Regions from separate parts of the Homo sapiens genome. Here region 1 is linked to region 2. Evidence: read pairs that join two places in POLR2A ChIA-PET (ENCODE). Cell type or tissue: HepG2. All regions are shown on one strand. Each heading gives the region's core, and the rest is flanking DNA. Links, peaks and the distances in the headings are about the cores only. Region 1 overlaps PPP6R2 (protein phosphatase 6 regulatory subunit 2). Region 2 overlaps PLXNB2 (plexin B2).

Region 1 (7,593 bases), core at 944-5,943, 92 kb before region 2:
TGAAATGTCCTTCATGATCTCTGGCAACATACCTTGTTTTGAAGTCGGCTTTGTCTGATATTAACATAGTACACCAATCTCACCATTCTTGTGATTCATGTTTGGTATGTCCTTTAACATCCTTTGACTTTCATCTACTTGTGCCTTTATATTTAAAATGTTTCTCTTGAAAAACGGCATATGGGCTGGGCGCGGTGGCTCCCGCCTGTAATCTCAGCACTTTGGGAGGATGAAGCGGGTGGATCACCTGAGGTCAGGAGTTTGAGACCAGCCTGACCAACATGGTGAAACCCCATCTCTAATAAAAACACAAAAATCAGATGGGCGTGGTGGTGGGTGCCTGTAATCCCAGCTACTTGGGAGGCTGAGGCAGGAGAATCGCCTGAACCCGAGAAGCAGAGGTTGTAGTAAGCCGATATCACACCACTGCACTCTGGCCTAGGTGACAGTGAGAGACTCCATCTCAAAAAAAAAAAGAAAAAAAAAGAAAAAGAAAAAAGAAAAAAATCTCCGCATAACAAGAACATTTCTATGTTTCTATCAGCTCTCCCCACATTCTAAGAAACACTCAAAAATGATCACATCAGGCTGGGCACTGTGGCTCATGCCTGTAATCCCAGCATTTTGCGGGGCCAAGGCGGGCAGATCACTTGAGGTCAGGAGTTCGAGACCAGCCTGGCCAACCCCATCTCTACCACAAATACAAAAATTAGCCAGGCATGGTGGTGCACATCTGAAATCCCAGCTAGTCGGGAGGCTGAGGCAGGAGAATCACTGGAACCCAGGAAGTGGAGGTTGCAGTGAGCTGAAATCACGCCACTACACTCCAGCCTGGGCGACAGAGCGAGAGCCGAGATCACGCCACTACACTCCAGCCTGGGCGACAGCGCGAGACTCCATCTCAAAAAAAAAAAAAAACAAAAAAAGATCACATCAGAGACATCCTTTAAGAGTTCACTGCAATGGCACTGGTTTAGTTACAGCTAATTTCACTGTCAAAGAAACTGGTATAAACTGACTCCAGAACATTTACTAACATAATATTACATACTTCTTTTTTCCAAGTTTTCTCCTATCTGCACAACTACACCCTATCCTCCAAACAGATGCTAGCATCTTCCTGGTTGGCCCTCACCTACAGGGAAGGCCTTCCATTTCCTTCCCTACATGACCTCAAGGTCAGCACTGGCAGCATCTTCAGAACAAACAAGTGGTCATGGCCTGGCTTGTTGGTTTAAGGAATTTCTGGTTACATCGGAAGTCTCAACAGAGCTTAAGGACTCCTCTCACATCCTGACTCCCATCCTCAGTGGTCCATCTGGGATGTCAAGCACAGTATGACCAACATCTTCTAGATTCTTACCCAAGGCTAAATGAAAGGAACTTGAAGTTCAGCTTCTTTCCTTTTTCAGGATGGCATATCCGTCAGACAGAAGGTAGACTGCAACAGAATGTTGCCCATATGATCATATAGTTCCATGAAAGCGCCCTTTAAAAAACAACATTCTGTGATAGAGACTGTTGCTAAGAGAAAATTAGAATCTGAAATGCCCTATTACCTGTCTGGCCACAAATCATTTTTTTTTCTTTTCTTTTTTTTTTTTGAGATGGAGTCTCACTCTGTCCCCACGCTGGAGTGCAGTGGCACAATCTCAGGTCACCGCAACTTCCGCCTCCTGGGTTCAAGCCATTTTCCTGCCTCAGCCTCCTGAGTAGCTGGGACTACAGGTGCCTGCCACCATACCCAGCTAACTTTTGTATTTTTATTAAGGACTGGGTTTCACCATATTGGCCAGGCTGGTCTTGAACTCCTGACCTTGTGATCTGCCCGCCTCGGCCTCCCAAAATGCTGGGATTATAGGCGTGAGCCACCGTGCCTGGCCCTTTTTAAAAAATTTATGTGTATTTTTGAGACAGGGTCCTGCTCTGTGAGCCAGACTGGAGTGCAGAGACCTGAACACAGCCACTGCAGTCTTGAACTCCTGGGCTTAAGCAACCCTCCCACATCAGCCTCCCAAAGTGCTAAAATTACAGACATGAGCCACCTTGTCCAGGATTTAGGCTTATTTTTTTTTTTTTTTGAGATAGGGTCTTGCTCTGTTGCCAAGGCTGGAGTGTAGTGGTGGGATTTTGGCACACTGCAGCCTCAACCTCCCAGGCTTAAGTGATCCTCCCTCCTCAGCCTCCCAAGTAGCTGGGACTACAGGCATGCGCCACCACACCCAGCTAATTTTTGTACTTTTTTTGTAGAGACAAGGTTTTGCCATGTTACCCAAGCTGACTGTTTTTTTTTTTTAATCCTAAAAAAATTTTTTATAGAGACCACATCTTGCCATGTTGCCCAGGCTGGTCTTGAACACCTGGGCTCAAGCGAGCCACCTGCCTCAGCCTCCCAAGGTGCTGGGATTACAGCATGAGCACTGGGATTACAGCATGAGCCACTGGCGCCCAGCCACTGTTTTGTTCTTTTAAAGATTTATGATCAAAGTCCTAGCTCTGCGGTGTGAGCTGAGGCCACTCACATGATCTCTCATGCCTTGATTTCCTCACCCGTAAAATGCAGCATCGACATCCCCTGTGGGGAGGATTACTAAGTTATTCCACATAAAGGCTCTAGAACAGTTCCCAGCACGTTTCATTCTCAAAGACCCTCAGCGTAAAGAGACGGAAACAGAGATAAAGTCACTGTGCCCACAGAGGGCGTGCGCCGCGGTGGCCCAACCTGAGCCCTCATACCTCTCTTCCCTCTTCCACCTTCAGGACATCACCCTGGCAGCTCAACTCCAACGTGGTGGGAGTATTAACGCCATGGAAATCAGCAAGTGTTACAAACCAGGAGGTTTTTTCCTCCCCAGAAAGCCCGTTGTTAAACATTTACCAACATACCACTGGATAGGCTGAATGCTTGATTTCCATTTGGCCCGGAAAAAAATGGCAACGTGAGCACATGAAGCACAATGACTATTTGTACAACCAAGGAACAAACAAGACTATGTCGATCCTGAGCATAGTCCACCGGGGAAAAAAGACCAGGAAAAAGAGTCTAACTTTAAAAAGGGGGTGGAGTGGGACAAACAAGTTAAGTAAAAATCCAAAATCAGAAGTGAAAAGAGGCACATGGCTCATGCTTGTAATCCCAACAATTCGGGAGGCCGAGGCTGAGGCTGAGGGTCACTTGAGCCCAGAGTTCAAGACAAGCCTGGGCAACACAGCAAGACCCCAGCTCTACAAAAAAAGTTTTAAAAACTAGCTGGGCATGGTGGTGTGGGACTATCATCTCAGCTACTCCGGGAGCCTGAGGCAGGGGGATCGCTTGAGCCCAGGAGGTTGAGGCTGCCCTGAGCTATGATCGTACCCCTTCACTCCAGCCTCGGTGATAGAGCAAGACCCTGTCTCAAAAAATAAATAAATGATTTTAATTTAATACATACATAAAGTTCGCAAAGGCTGCTTCTTCCCAAAAACAGTAGTAAGGTACCGCGGAAGAGCAGGACAGATAGGAAGAGAGGGCCTGGATCCACACCCTCCACCTGTGTGACTGCAGGCAGGTGTGGGGGACATTCTACTTGTCCCCAGTTTCCAGTTTCCCTTTCTTCAACAGAATAGAGGTCAGCTGGGTACATGGCCACCCTCCTTCAGCCTAACTTTTCCAACCCTCCTTACAGCCAGCTATCATCATGTGACTAAACTCTGGGTAAATGGGTTGCGAGTAGAAGTAACTAACACTGGAACCTCAACCTCTTACTGTTGTGAGCTTCCTTCGTTCTGATTTTACCGCCTGGTGGGAAACCAAAAACCATAAAGACCCTTCTAGATCCACGAGTGGAAGCCACAAGCTGAGGAAGGCCACCTGGCAGACCAGACTGTTAGAGGAGAAAGAAATGTGCTTGCACCTTGCTCAAGCCACTGTTCTTTGGGACCTCCTTGCTGCAGAAGCTCGGTTTGTACCTTACTACAATTTGAGCAAGGTTCTTTACTTCCCTGAGTCTATGGCTTGAATATATAACCACTCCAAAACTCATGTTAAAACTTAAGGCCGGGCGTAGTGGCTCACACCTGTAATCCCAGCACTTTGGGTGGTCGAGGCAGGTGGATCACCTGAGGTCAGGAGTTTGAGACCAGCCTGGCCAACATGGCAAAACCCCATCTCTACTAAAAATACAAAATTAGCTGGGTATGGTGGCGGGCACCTGTAATCCCAGCTACTTGGAGGCTGAGGCAGGAGAATCGCTTGAACCCAGCAGGCAGAGGTTGCAGTGAGCAGAGATTGCACCACTGCACTCCAGCCTGGGAGACAGAGCAAGACTCCATCTCAAAAAAAACAAAACAAAACAAAACAAAAAAAACCTTGTCCGGGCGCAGTGGTTCACGTCTGTAATCCCAGCACTTTGGGAGGCTGAGGCGGGCGGATCACCTGAGGTCAGGAGATCGAGACCATCCTGGCTAACACAGTGAAACCCCGTCTCTACTAAAAATACAAAAAATTAGCCTGGCGTGGTGGCGAGCGCCTGTAGTCCCAGCTACTCGGGAGGCTGAGGCAGGAGAATGGCATGAACTGGGGAGGTGGAGCTTGCAGTGAGCCTAGATCGAGTCACTGCACTCCAGCCTGGGAGACAGAGCAAGACTCCGTCTCAAAAAAAAAAAAAAAAAAAAAAAAAAAGCTGGGCGCGGTGGCTCATGCCTGTAATCCCAGCACTTTGGGAGGCCGAGGCAGGTGGATCACCTGAGGTCAGGAGTTCAAGACCAGCCTGGCCAACATGGTGAAACCCTGTCTCTACTAAAAATAAAAATATTAGCCAGGCATAGTGGCAGGTGCCTATAATCCCAGCTACTCAGGAGGCTGAGGCAGGAGAATCGCTTGAACCCGGGAGGGAGAGGTTGCAGTGAGCCGAGATAGCGCCATTGCACTCCAGCCTAGGGGATGAGAGCAAGACTTCGTCTCAAAAAAGGAAAAAAAAAAAAAAAAACTTAATCCCTGGCTGGGGGTGGTGGCTCATGCTGTAATCCCGGCATTTTGGGAAGCCAAGGCAGGTGGATCACCTGAGGTCAGGAGTTTGAGACCAGCCTGGCCAACATGGTGAAACTCTGTCTCTACTAAAAATACAAAAATTAGCCGGACGTGATGGCAGTGCGTGTCTGTAATCCCAGCTACTCGGGAGGCTGAGGCACAAGAATCGCTTGAACCTGGGAGGCAGAGGCTGCAGTGAGTCTAAATCGCACCATTGCACTCCAGCCTGGGTGACGGCGTGAGATTCTGTCTCCAAAACAAAACAAAACAAAACTTAATCCCAGTGTGGCAGTATTGAAAGGTAGGGCCTTTAAGAGGTAATTGGATCATGAGAGCTCTGCCCTCAAGAATGGATTAATCCATTTGTGAATTAATGAGTTATCATGGGAGTGGAACTGGTGGCTTTATAAAAAGAAGAGGTTAGGTACAGTAGCTCAGGCCTGTGATCCCAGAACTATGGAAGGCTAAAGGCAGGAGGCTCACTTGAGGCCAGGAGTTTGAGACCAGCCTGCTAGACATGGCAAGACCCTGTCTCTATGGAAAACAAAACAAAACAAGATTAGCTGAGCATGGTGCTGTGCGCCTATAGTCCCTGCTACTCAGGAGGCTGAGGTGGGAGGATCGCTTGAGCCCAGGAGGTTGAAGCTGCAGTGAGCCATGATTGTGCCCCTGCACTTCCAGCTTAGGCAACAGAGTGACACCCCATCTCTTAAAAAAACAAAACAAAAAAAAAAGGAAGAAAGACCTGAGCTAGTACACTACTCAGCTCCCTTGCCACGTGATGTCCCACGCCACCTTGGGCCACCACAGTGTCCCCAGCAGCAAGAAGGCCCCCACCAGATATGCCTCTCAACCTTGAACTTCTCAGCCTCCATAACCATATGAAATAAATTTCTTTTCTTTTCTTTTTTTGAGACGGAGTCTCGCTCTGTCGCCCAGACTGGAGTGCAGTGGCGCGATCTTGGCTCACTGCAACCTCCACCTCCCAAGTTCAAGCGATTCTCCTGCCTCAGCCTCCTGAGTAGCTGGGACTACAGGCACCCGCCACGACGCCCGGCTAATTTTTTGTATTTTTAGTAGAGACGGGGTTTCACTGTGTTAGCCAGGATGGTCTCGGTCTACTGACCTCGTGATCTGCCCACCTCAGCCTCCCAGACTGGTGGGATTACAGGCGTGAGCCACTAAAATTTCTTTTCTTTATAAATTACCCAGTCTCAGGTATTCTAAACAGCAGAAAACAGATTAAGACACTGAGCTTCATATAAAATAATATTTTCTTCAAAAGGCCACAGGAGTTATGTAATGCACCTGGCATATTATAAGTGCCCAACAAATCATACTTGAATTTACTAAATGAATGAAAGAAGGGATGTGATGTCACTAACACACGAGCTCAAAGGTGTTCATCCTTCTTTTTTTTTTTTTTTTTTTGAGATGGAGTCTCGCTCAGCCGCCCAGGCTGGAGTGCAGTGGTGTGATCTTGGCTCACCGCAACCACCATCTCCCGGGTTGAAGCGATTCTCCCGTCTCAGCCTCCCAAGTAGCTTGGATTACAGGCATCCACCATCATGCCTGGCTAATTTTTGTATTTTAGTAGAAACAGGATTTCACCATGTTGGCCAGGCTAGTCTTGAACTCCTGACCTCAGGTGATCCGCCCACCTCAGCCTCCCAAAGTGCTGCAATTACAGTCATGAGCCACTGCGCCTGGCCTCATCCTTTTCCTTTTTAAGTTAATTTTTTAGCACCCACCCTCTCATTTCCCAGTGGCAGAAAGATAACAGCCCCATATGGCTGCTTGTCTTAAGCACAGCAAGAAAGAAGGAAGCTGAGGAGGCTAATTCCTATGTATTCTCCATCATAAACAAGAAGGCCCAAGGAACCCACTGAAAGCAAAGAGACAGGGAACAAGACATACTTGGGGGCCAAGGCTTAATGCTACCTGGCGTTCCTTCCTGGCCACCGCCTACCAAAAGAGAAGCAATCTCTCTACTATGTAAGGTGCTATTCTCTGGTTTAGAATTCTGTATTTGGGAAAACACGGGCAACCCTAAAAACAAAAATTAAAAACTAAAAAATACAGTCAATTCTTTACCCAAACAGCAGAATAAGACTTCCAAAAGGACTCGAAATGAAAACACTTTCTTAATGAGACCAGGACCACAGGAAAAACCAGGACACTTGGGCAAACCAGGGCTGATGGGCACCCTACCAATATAAAAACACCAACATCTTAAAACAAGATCTTTGACACATGGAATGAATTGGAATTCTTCAATCACACCTTGAGTATTCATGGACCCCTTCATTTTCATATCATTTCTAAATCAGGCCGGGTGTGCTGGCTTATGCCTGTAATCCCAGAACTTTGGGAGGCCAAGGCAGACAGATCACATGAGGTCAGGAGTTTGAGACCACCCTGGCCAATATGGTAAAACCCCATTTCTACTAAAAACACAAAAATTAGCCAGGCGTGATGGCATATCCCTGTAATCACAGCTACTCGGGAGACTGAGGCAGGAGAATCGCTTGAGTCTGGGAGGCAGAGGTTGCAGTGAGCTGAGACTGTGCCATTGCACTCCAGCC
Region 2 (7,593 bases), core at 830-5,829:
TGTCTCGGGGTCTAAAGGATGGGCAGGGGCTTTCCAGGGAGCACAGTGAACATGGACGTGGGAATGTCGTGAGGCAGCGTTCTCTGAGTGGGCACAGCTGTAAAGATTTCCACACCCACTCAACCTCAAGGCAGCCCTCTGAGGTGGGCGCCATAATGACCCCCAGGTTACATATGGGGAAACTGAGGCACAGAGCAGCTTTCTGAATGGCCCACATGAGCCAGCTAGAACGTGACAGAGCTGGGGTGTGAACTCACTGGTCTGGCTCTGGACTTCAGGCCTCGAGGTCCCTGGGTGCAGCAGCGTCAGGTGTGACCACAGCCACCTAAGGAAGAAACTCCTTTTTCTGGGGTAGCTAAGCGGGAATCTTGTGAGCAGGAGATGGAGCCTGGCTCAGTGTTGAGGGCAAGATGGATGGAGGTGGGAGAAGCCAGAGGCCGGGCAGAGGAGGTAGACTTGGGCCAGGAAGGGCCCCAGACTGAGGGTGGAGGGATCATGGTGTTATTCTCTGGGAGGGGAAATCCATGGCCGTTCTCCACGGTGAGGGCCAGGGAAGAGGACGGCAGAAAGCCTCCTCCAGGAGAGTGGAGTATGGGTCTTGCCTCTGGCTTCCTGAGTGGATCGATCACTCAGGGGAGGTTGTTCGAGGGCGTGCGGGATGGGCGGGACAGAAGCCAGCCTCCCCTGACCTTGGCTGCCCCCGCCCACGCCTGGGGCCTGGGCCCGTGGAGGCTGGAGCCTGGGGGTGTGCTGCAGGGAGTGGGCATGGGGCACACAGGCCGGTGTGGCGTCCCTTCAAGATGGCAGGTCTGGGGGTACCGTGCCACCGCCATGGCTGCCACCTCCGTCGGGAGCTGCAGTCTCCAGTCCCCGCGGGTCCCAGCTTTCTCAGGAGACCCGGTGCTGCCCTGTGCTTTGGCTCCTGAGTTTGCCAGAGGAGCAGCCTTTTGCCCTTTTCACAAAGGTGCTGTTGAGTCTCAGGTCGAAAGGATGCCCTCTGCCCCCCGAAACCTCATCCTCTCCCCAGCCCTTTGGCCGGGTTAACCCTTACCTGTGCAGCAGGGTAGCACAGTCCATGCACAGCTGTGGAGCTCACCTCCCTTCCCGCCGCCCCCCTGCTGGTGTCACTGCATGTCCAACCCCGGGTCCCGCTGCACAGGGCACATGAGGATCCCGGTGGGGTGGGAGGAGAGTGGGGCCTGGCCCTGCGGGAGGAGGTGCTTTGCTGGCACACAACCTGGCCAGGCTGCAGTGGACTCTGGGGCCTGAGCAGGATTCAGTAGCTGAACCTTGGTTGTAGGGGTGGCTATTGAGGGCCTGGAGAGTCACATCTTGAGGCAGAGTGGAGCCTACCTTCTTTTCTTTCTTTCTTTTCTTTTCCTTTTTTTTTTTTTTTTTTTTTTTGAGACAGAGTCTTGCTCTTTCCCCAGGCTGGAGTGCAATGGTGTGATCTCAGCTCTCTGCAGCCTCAGGTGATCCGCCCGCCTCAGCCTCCCAAAGTGCTGGGATTACAGGCGTGAGCCACCGTGCCTGGCTCAGCTTCTTATTTAGACAAGCAATATGTAAATATAATCTTAAACTTGTGTTTTGCTTTAATCTTAGAGTCAGGGTCTCGCTCTGTTGCCCACAATCATAGTTCACTGCAGCCTAGACCTCCTGGGCTCAAGCTACTCTGCCTTAGCCTCCTCAGTACCCGGGACTTCAGGCTGTACCACCACACGCGGCCAGTTCACGGTCTAGTTCAAGTTCCTTGAACTTTTTTATTGTGTGTGTGTGTGTGTGTGTGTGTGTGTGTGTGTGTATTTTTTGAGACAGTCTCACTCTGGCCTGGGCTGGACTGCCGTGGCCTCCTCCTTGCTCCCAAAGTTCACCACTATTTTCTTTTCTTTTTTTGAGACGGAGTCTCACTCTGTTGCCCAGGCTGGAGTGCAGTGGCGCGATCTCGGCTCACTGCAACCTCCACCTCCCAGGTTCAAGCGATTATCTTGCCTCGGCCTCCTGAGTAGTTGGGATTACAGGCGCGCACCACTACGCCCGGCTAATTTTTGTACTTTTAGTAGAGATGGGGTTTCACCATGTTGGTCAGGCTGGTCTCGAACTCCTGACCTCGTGATCCGCCCACTTCAGCCTCCCAAAGTGCTGGGATTACAGGTGTGAGCCACCGCACCCAGCCTTAGCCGGCCACTATTTTGATTTTGGTTTGACGGCTTCTGGAGCCTCTCAGAGATGGATGGGGCCAAATACTGCACCCAGGCTTCCCCATCAGAATCAGCACAGACGCACCTGCATCTACCATGTAGTCTTCCACAGTATCCTCTGGTGGGATGCTGGGTGGCTGCCAAATTTTCACTAAAGCCAACCATGCGGAGAAGCACCCTGGGTCTGTGCCTCCCTGTGGGTATAGTCGGTGTTTATCCAGAACTAGAAGATACAATAGCAAGGGAAGATACAATAGCAAGCATTGCTGAATGCTACAGTGTAACACTCTGAGGCTTTTTGTGAATGAATTCATTTAGTCCTTGTAAACCTCTGGGGGTAGCTCACCATTCTGTCTCCATTCCACAGATGGAGAATGAGGCACAGAGAAGTTAAGTAACTTGCCCAACGTCACACAGCTAGTAAGTGAAATTTCAGGGTCATGGGTGTGCGTATTTTTCAGAAAGCAACTTTTTTTTTTTTTTTTTTTTTGAGACGAAGTCAGGCTGGAGTGTAGTGGTGCGATCTCCGCTCACTGCAAGTTCCATCGGCCGGGTTCATGCCATTCTCCTGCCTCAGCCTCCCGAGTAGCTGGGACTACAGCTGCCCGCCACCAGGCCCATCTAATTTTTTTGTATTTTTAGTAGAGACGGGGTTTCACTGTGTTCACCAGGATGGTCTTGATCTCCTGACCTCGTGATCCTCCCGCCTCGGCCTCCCAAAGTGCTGGGATTACAGGCGGGAGCCACCGCACCCGGCCTCAGAAAGCAACTTTTATTTTAAGCAAAGTAATAGCCATACCTAGTTTAAACAGGCAGAAAGCCCCTGACAGAGGGGAGTGCCAGGAGCCCTGGAGGTGTCTGAGGAAGGGGCTGTGCAGGGGCCAGAGGGAAGCCAAAGGCCAGATGGGGTCCTGTGGGATGTTTCTTCCCCCAAGCCCCACCAGCATGGGACAGAGGTGGGGGGCTCCACAGCAGACCGGGCTCCTCTTGTGACCGGCGTCTCTCCTTTGCCTCCTAGAGAATCTCGATGCTGGCCTGGAGCAGAAACTGAGCTGGACCACTGGAGCCTCGGTGAGGGGTCTGTACCCCACCTGGGAAAGGCAGTGGGTGGCTGGGGCTATGTGGACAGGGAGGCCGGAGGTATCTAGAACTGCCATGTGGTGTCTGCAAGGCTCTGTCCAGCCAGGTTTCAACCGTACCTGTCACTCTGCCACCCTTCCCATGGCCTGGCCTGGATGGAAGTGGGGAGCTTCCCTGCCCATGGAGCCGCTGTGAGGCTCCCATGGTTCTCTGAGGCCAAGCTGTTGCTCAGGCCAAGCTTTTGCTCAGGTGGAGTGGTCTGCAGTGAGACTGTGGCACCGGGTTCTGGGACATCAGGGCTGGGAATTGGAGCGTTGGGGGTGTGGTGGGGGGGTGCCTGTGCAGACGCTTTGTGGGCAGCAGCAGCTGGAGTTGCTGTGGCCTGGTCTGGATGGAAGTGGGGAGCTTCCCTGCCCAGCAGCAGCCGGAGTTGCTGTGGCCTCTTGAAAGTGCCCCTCCGAGCTTCAGCCAGGAGGAAGGCACCAGAGGGCCCGAGGAAATCCCCGCCAGCCCCGTAAGTGGGGGTCCCAGGAGGGCTTCAAAACAGGAAGTGCCTGCTGCCCGCCCTCCCTCCTGTTCCAGGAACACAGGCAGCAGGAAGCGTAGCTGGCTGTGCCTGGCGCCTCCTGCGCCGCCGGAGCTTTGCTGCTGGTCCGGTGGGTTGCCCTTTGCTCCTGGGCCTGGGCAGGCAGGTCACCTGAGGCCTTGTTTGTCCAGGAACCAGAAGGCAGCTGCCACCTGTAGGGTGTCACCCCAGCCGCGCCTGCCACCCTGAAAAGCCTGGGCCTGTAGGACCCTGGGAGTCAGGCTTTCCCTGGTGGCACACGGTGGTGTTTATTGAGCACTTAGGGTGTGCCAGCCCCCGGCAGGGACAGGAGAGCCTTCTTCCTGTACCGGGGCCCCTACAGCCCTGGCGGGTGGGTGAGTGTCTTCCCTGGGTGGAAGCTGGGGGACGGCTGAGGGGTGGCTTGTGGGGGCCCAGAGCCATTGCTTTTCCTGGGGCTAGGGGCGCCGCAGGGTTCCCCAGGCTGCCCCACCACGGTCCGGGCCAGATCCGAGGGGACCGTGGGCCCCGCCCCCGCGCTGCCCCCGCATTCCCCTCCCAGCTGCGGGCGCATTCCATTCATTCCCGGGAGCTGCGCCTGGCTGAGGCTGCCTCTGCCACTGCCACCGAGCTGGGCCGGGTGAGCGAGCTGGGCCGGGTGAGCGGGGCTGGGAGGGGAGGGCAGCAGGCCTGGGCGCAGGGCCGAGGGGCCTGGACGTTGCCTGCCCCCGCTGGCGCCACTGGGTGCACTTAGAAGGCGGGGGCCTGCGGGACCTGCCCCCGGGTGGCTGTGGGTAGGGGAGGGGCGCGGCGGGGGTTGGGGAGCCTTCGGGCAGGCGCTGCTCCTCCCTGGTAGGGCCATGGGCTGTGGCTGTAGCCTACGGGCCTCTCCTGGAGGCCTGGGACTCCTGTGCCCTCCTCTCCTCTCCCCTGGACAGGCCACTGAGCCACAGCGGGGGACCCTGGCTGAGCTGGGCATAGAACCCCCTCCACCAGGATCATGCCCAGAGGTTCCCGTGGGCTTGTAGAATCTTCCTGTCTCTCACTAAAGCCAGCATCTTTTCCTGGCTGATCACCCCTATCCTGGTGAAGCCTGGGGTCCCATGGCCCTACCCAGCCTCTCTGCCACCAGTCGGCCAGGAACTCCCTAGCCTGTGGGTGGTCACCTCTCCCAGCGGCTGCTGTGCTCGTGGGCACCTGGGGGGCTCCAGGGGTTGGGCAGCAGCTGAGCACTGAACCCCCAGTGCAGGGAGGGAGTTCTGTGCCGGGCAGGAGCTGCCTGTCTAATGGGTGCACTCCCAGGGAGCAGGAAGGCCAGTGCAGCGCTGTCTCACTCATGCGGGCCCTGGGGTGGCTCAGATGTTGTCGGTCGGTTGCGTCTTGGTTACACCTCAAGAGATTTCAGGAAGCGTGCGGGCAATCAGAACGGGGGGTTGCCACGGGCAGGTGGAGGGCGGCTGTGCCAGTAAATGCAGCTTCACCCAAAGCCGAGGCTCGGGAGAAACACTTCCCCTGGCTACGGAGCAGCAGAGCGGGCTCCCCTGCCCTCCTGGGAGGACAGAGGCCAGGGGGTTTGGGGGGTTGTCAAAAGGGTGGAGAAACACAGTGGTCAGAGGCCAAGCTGCTCCCACTGCATGTCAGAATCCCAGCCCCACCCATGCCCGCGGTGTGGCCTTGGGTAAATTCTGCTCCGTGCCTCAGTTTCTTCACCTGAGAAATGGGTCACAGGCTGTCGTGGTCAGCCTGGCCGTCAGAGACACAGGGATGTGGAAACATTTGCATTTTGTGGCTTGTTCTTTGTACACTTAAAACTTTTTTTTTTTTTTTTTTTTTTTGAGACAGAGTCTCGCTCTGTCACCCAGGCTGGAGTGCAGTGGTGCAATCTTGGCTCGCTGCAACCTCCGCCTCCCAGGTTCACGCGATTCTCCTGCCTCAGCCTCTGGAGTAGCTGAGACTACAGGCGGGTGCCAGCACGCTTGGCTAATTTTTTTGTGTTTTTAGTAGAGACGGGGTTTCACCATGTTGGCCAGGCTGGTCTCAAACTCCTGACCTCGTGATCCGCCCGCCTCGGCCTCCCAAGGTGCTGGGATTACAGGCGTGAGCCACCGGGCCTGGCAAAACTTTCAAATATGTGGTGAGAAAGCGGATTGCGTTTCGAGGGGATGAGACATATGCAGGGAGGTGACACTTGTGGTGGCCTGAGAGGATGTGGCAGTCCCTCTGGAGGCACGGGGTGGGCCTGCACAGGGAGGTGGGGGAGGCCAGGGCCTCCATCCCTCGTAACCCTCTGCCATCGAGTCTGGACCCCCTTGGCACCTGCCATGGCAGGGCTGCCCTGGACACCTGGGAGCCCCCCGTACTGGTGCACTCAGGGAAGATGATGGTGGGCCCAGGAGTGGGGGTGGTTGTGAGCATGAGGAGGGGGCACTGGCAGGGGAGGCTGATGTAGGGATCACTGGCCAGGATGGAGCAGGGTCCCTAGCGTGAGAGGGACGGACCACCCTGAGGAAGAGCTCAGAGGCAGAAGGGCCCTGTCTCTGCCACTTGTGTCTGAGCCCCCAAGATGCAGTTGAGTCTGGTAGGGAGGGAAAGAGAGAGGACCACGCATGTCCTGGGTCCACCTGTGGGGCCTTGGATCTTCCTCCTATTGGGAGACCCTCAGCTCAGCCTGGTCCTCAGCAGCTCACCCATCACACCACACATCCCCCTCATCCACCCGGACCCAGGCACAGACCCCACACCGAGACGTGCTCAGTTACACACACGCATGTGGACACAGCCTGTCCAGGCTGCAGATGTGGGGGCCTCTGCCTCTGAGACCTGGTGGATTTGGAGTTGCTCATGGCTCCCCAGGTCCCCTTGTTGCCTCCGCTGTGCGCACATCAGAGGCTGTGCCCTGGGCGTGACATGGGCCGAGCGAGGAGCTGTGGGTGATTGCTGGCTTCCACTGTTTCACCAGGGCAGGGGGCCTGGAGGTGGTCAGGGAGGCTCAGGCCGCCTGGGGGCTCTGGCGGGCAGTTGTAAACAGCATGTGCACTTGCTGGGCTATGCACAGGGCACCCCTCGCTCTCACCTGAGCCTCTGGTTTCCCGTGTCCTTCACCTCTGCCCCATGGGTGAGCCACCTGTTCCAACGTCCAGGGGTCTGTCTGTCAGCCTGAGCCTGTGCGCTGGGGCCGGTGCGTCCCGACCACCTGGAGCTCCTTGGGGTCACAGGTCAGGGGGCATGAATGTGAGCACTTGAGAGCCTTTCTGGGGGCGTCAACTCCTTGCCTCGGGGATAGGCCTGCCGGTGTTTTCAGCACCTCCGGGAGGGATCCTGTAGCAGGCGATGGCAGTGCCTTGGCCCCAGTGGTCAGTCAGGGTGGACTTGAGGAGGGCTGAGAAGTGGTCTCCGGCGAGACCTCGAGGATGGCGGGGGTGTGAAGCAGGAAGGGGCGGAGCTCCAGGTTCCTCAGTTCGTGGAGTGGCGTGACCCTCTCTCCCATGTTCTGACGTTTGGGGCAGGGACTGGAGAGGGATTTGATCGGGGGTCCTCTGGGTCGGGGCTCCCCTGACCCTTCTCTCTTCCCACAGGGTGCGGGGGGCAATGGCACTGCAGCTCTGGGCCCTGACCCTGCTGGGCCTGCTGGGCGCAGGTGCCAGCCTGAGGCCCCGCAAGCTGGACTTCTTCCGCAGCGAGAAAGAGCTGAACCACCTGGCTGTGGATGAGGCCTCAGGCGTGGTGTACCTGGGGGCGGTGAATGCCCTCTACCAGCTGGATGCGAAGCTG

What was found. Peaks named below come from ENCODE experiments on the same cell type or tissue, not always from the same donor. Only the 100,000 strongest peaks of a DNase experiment are listed, where the experiment ranks them.
Region 1: POLR2A ChIA-PET joins it to region 2 with 5 read pairs; 3 of 35 experiments call an interaction of 5 or more read pairs at or near these places.

What each region holds. Positions count from the first base shown.
Region 1 is chr22:50,382,882-50,390,474 of GRCh38, reverse strand. The region is part of intron 2 of PPP6R2 (protein phosphatase 6 regulatory subunit 2); the gene reads right to left. Among named protein-coding and RNA genes, the nearest start is that of MIR12114, 21 kb to the left of the region's middle. In HepG2, for the core only: no CTCF peak of the experiment used is centred there; DNase peaks (open chromatin) are centred at 2,514 and 2,934; H3K4me3 peaks cover 2,161 bases.
Region 2 is chr22:50,290,402-50,297,994 of GRCh38, reverse strand. It overlaps PLXNB2 (plexin B2), which reads left to right. Exons shown (of 37, transcript NM_012401.4): 2 at 3,217-3,276; 3 at 7,398-7,593. The coding sequence starts at 7,411. Among named protein-coding and RNA genes, the nearest start is that of PLXNB2, 13 kb to the left of the region's middle. RefSeq lists an enhancer at 5,273-5,322 and a silencer at 5,443-5,502. In HepG2, for the core only: a CTCF peak has its summit at 4,548; DNase peaks (open chromatin) are centred at 1,183, 3,944 and 4,424; H3K4me3 peaks cover 1,405 bases.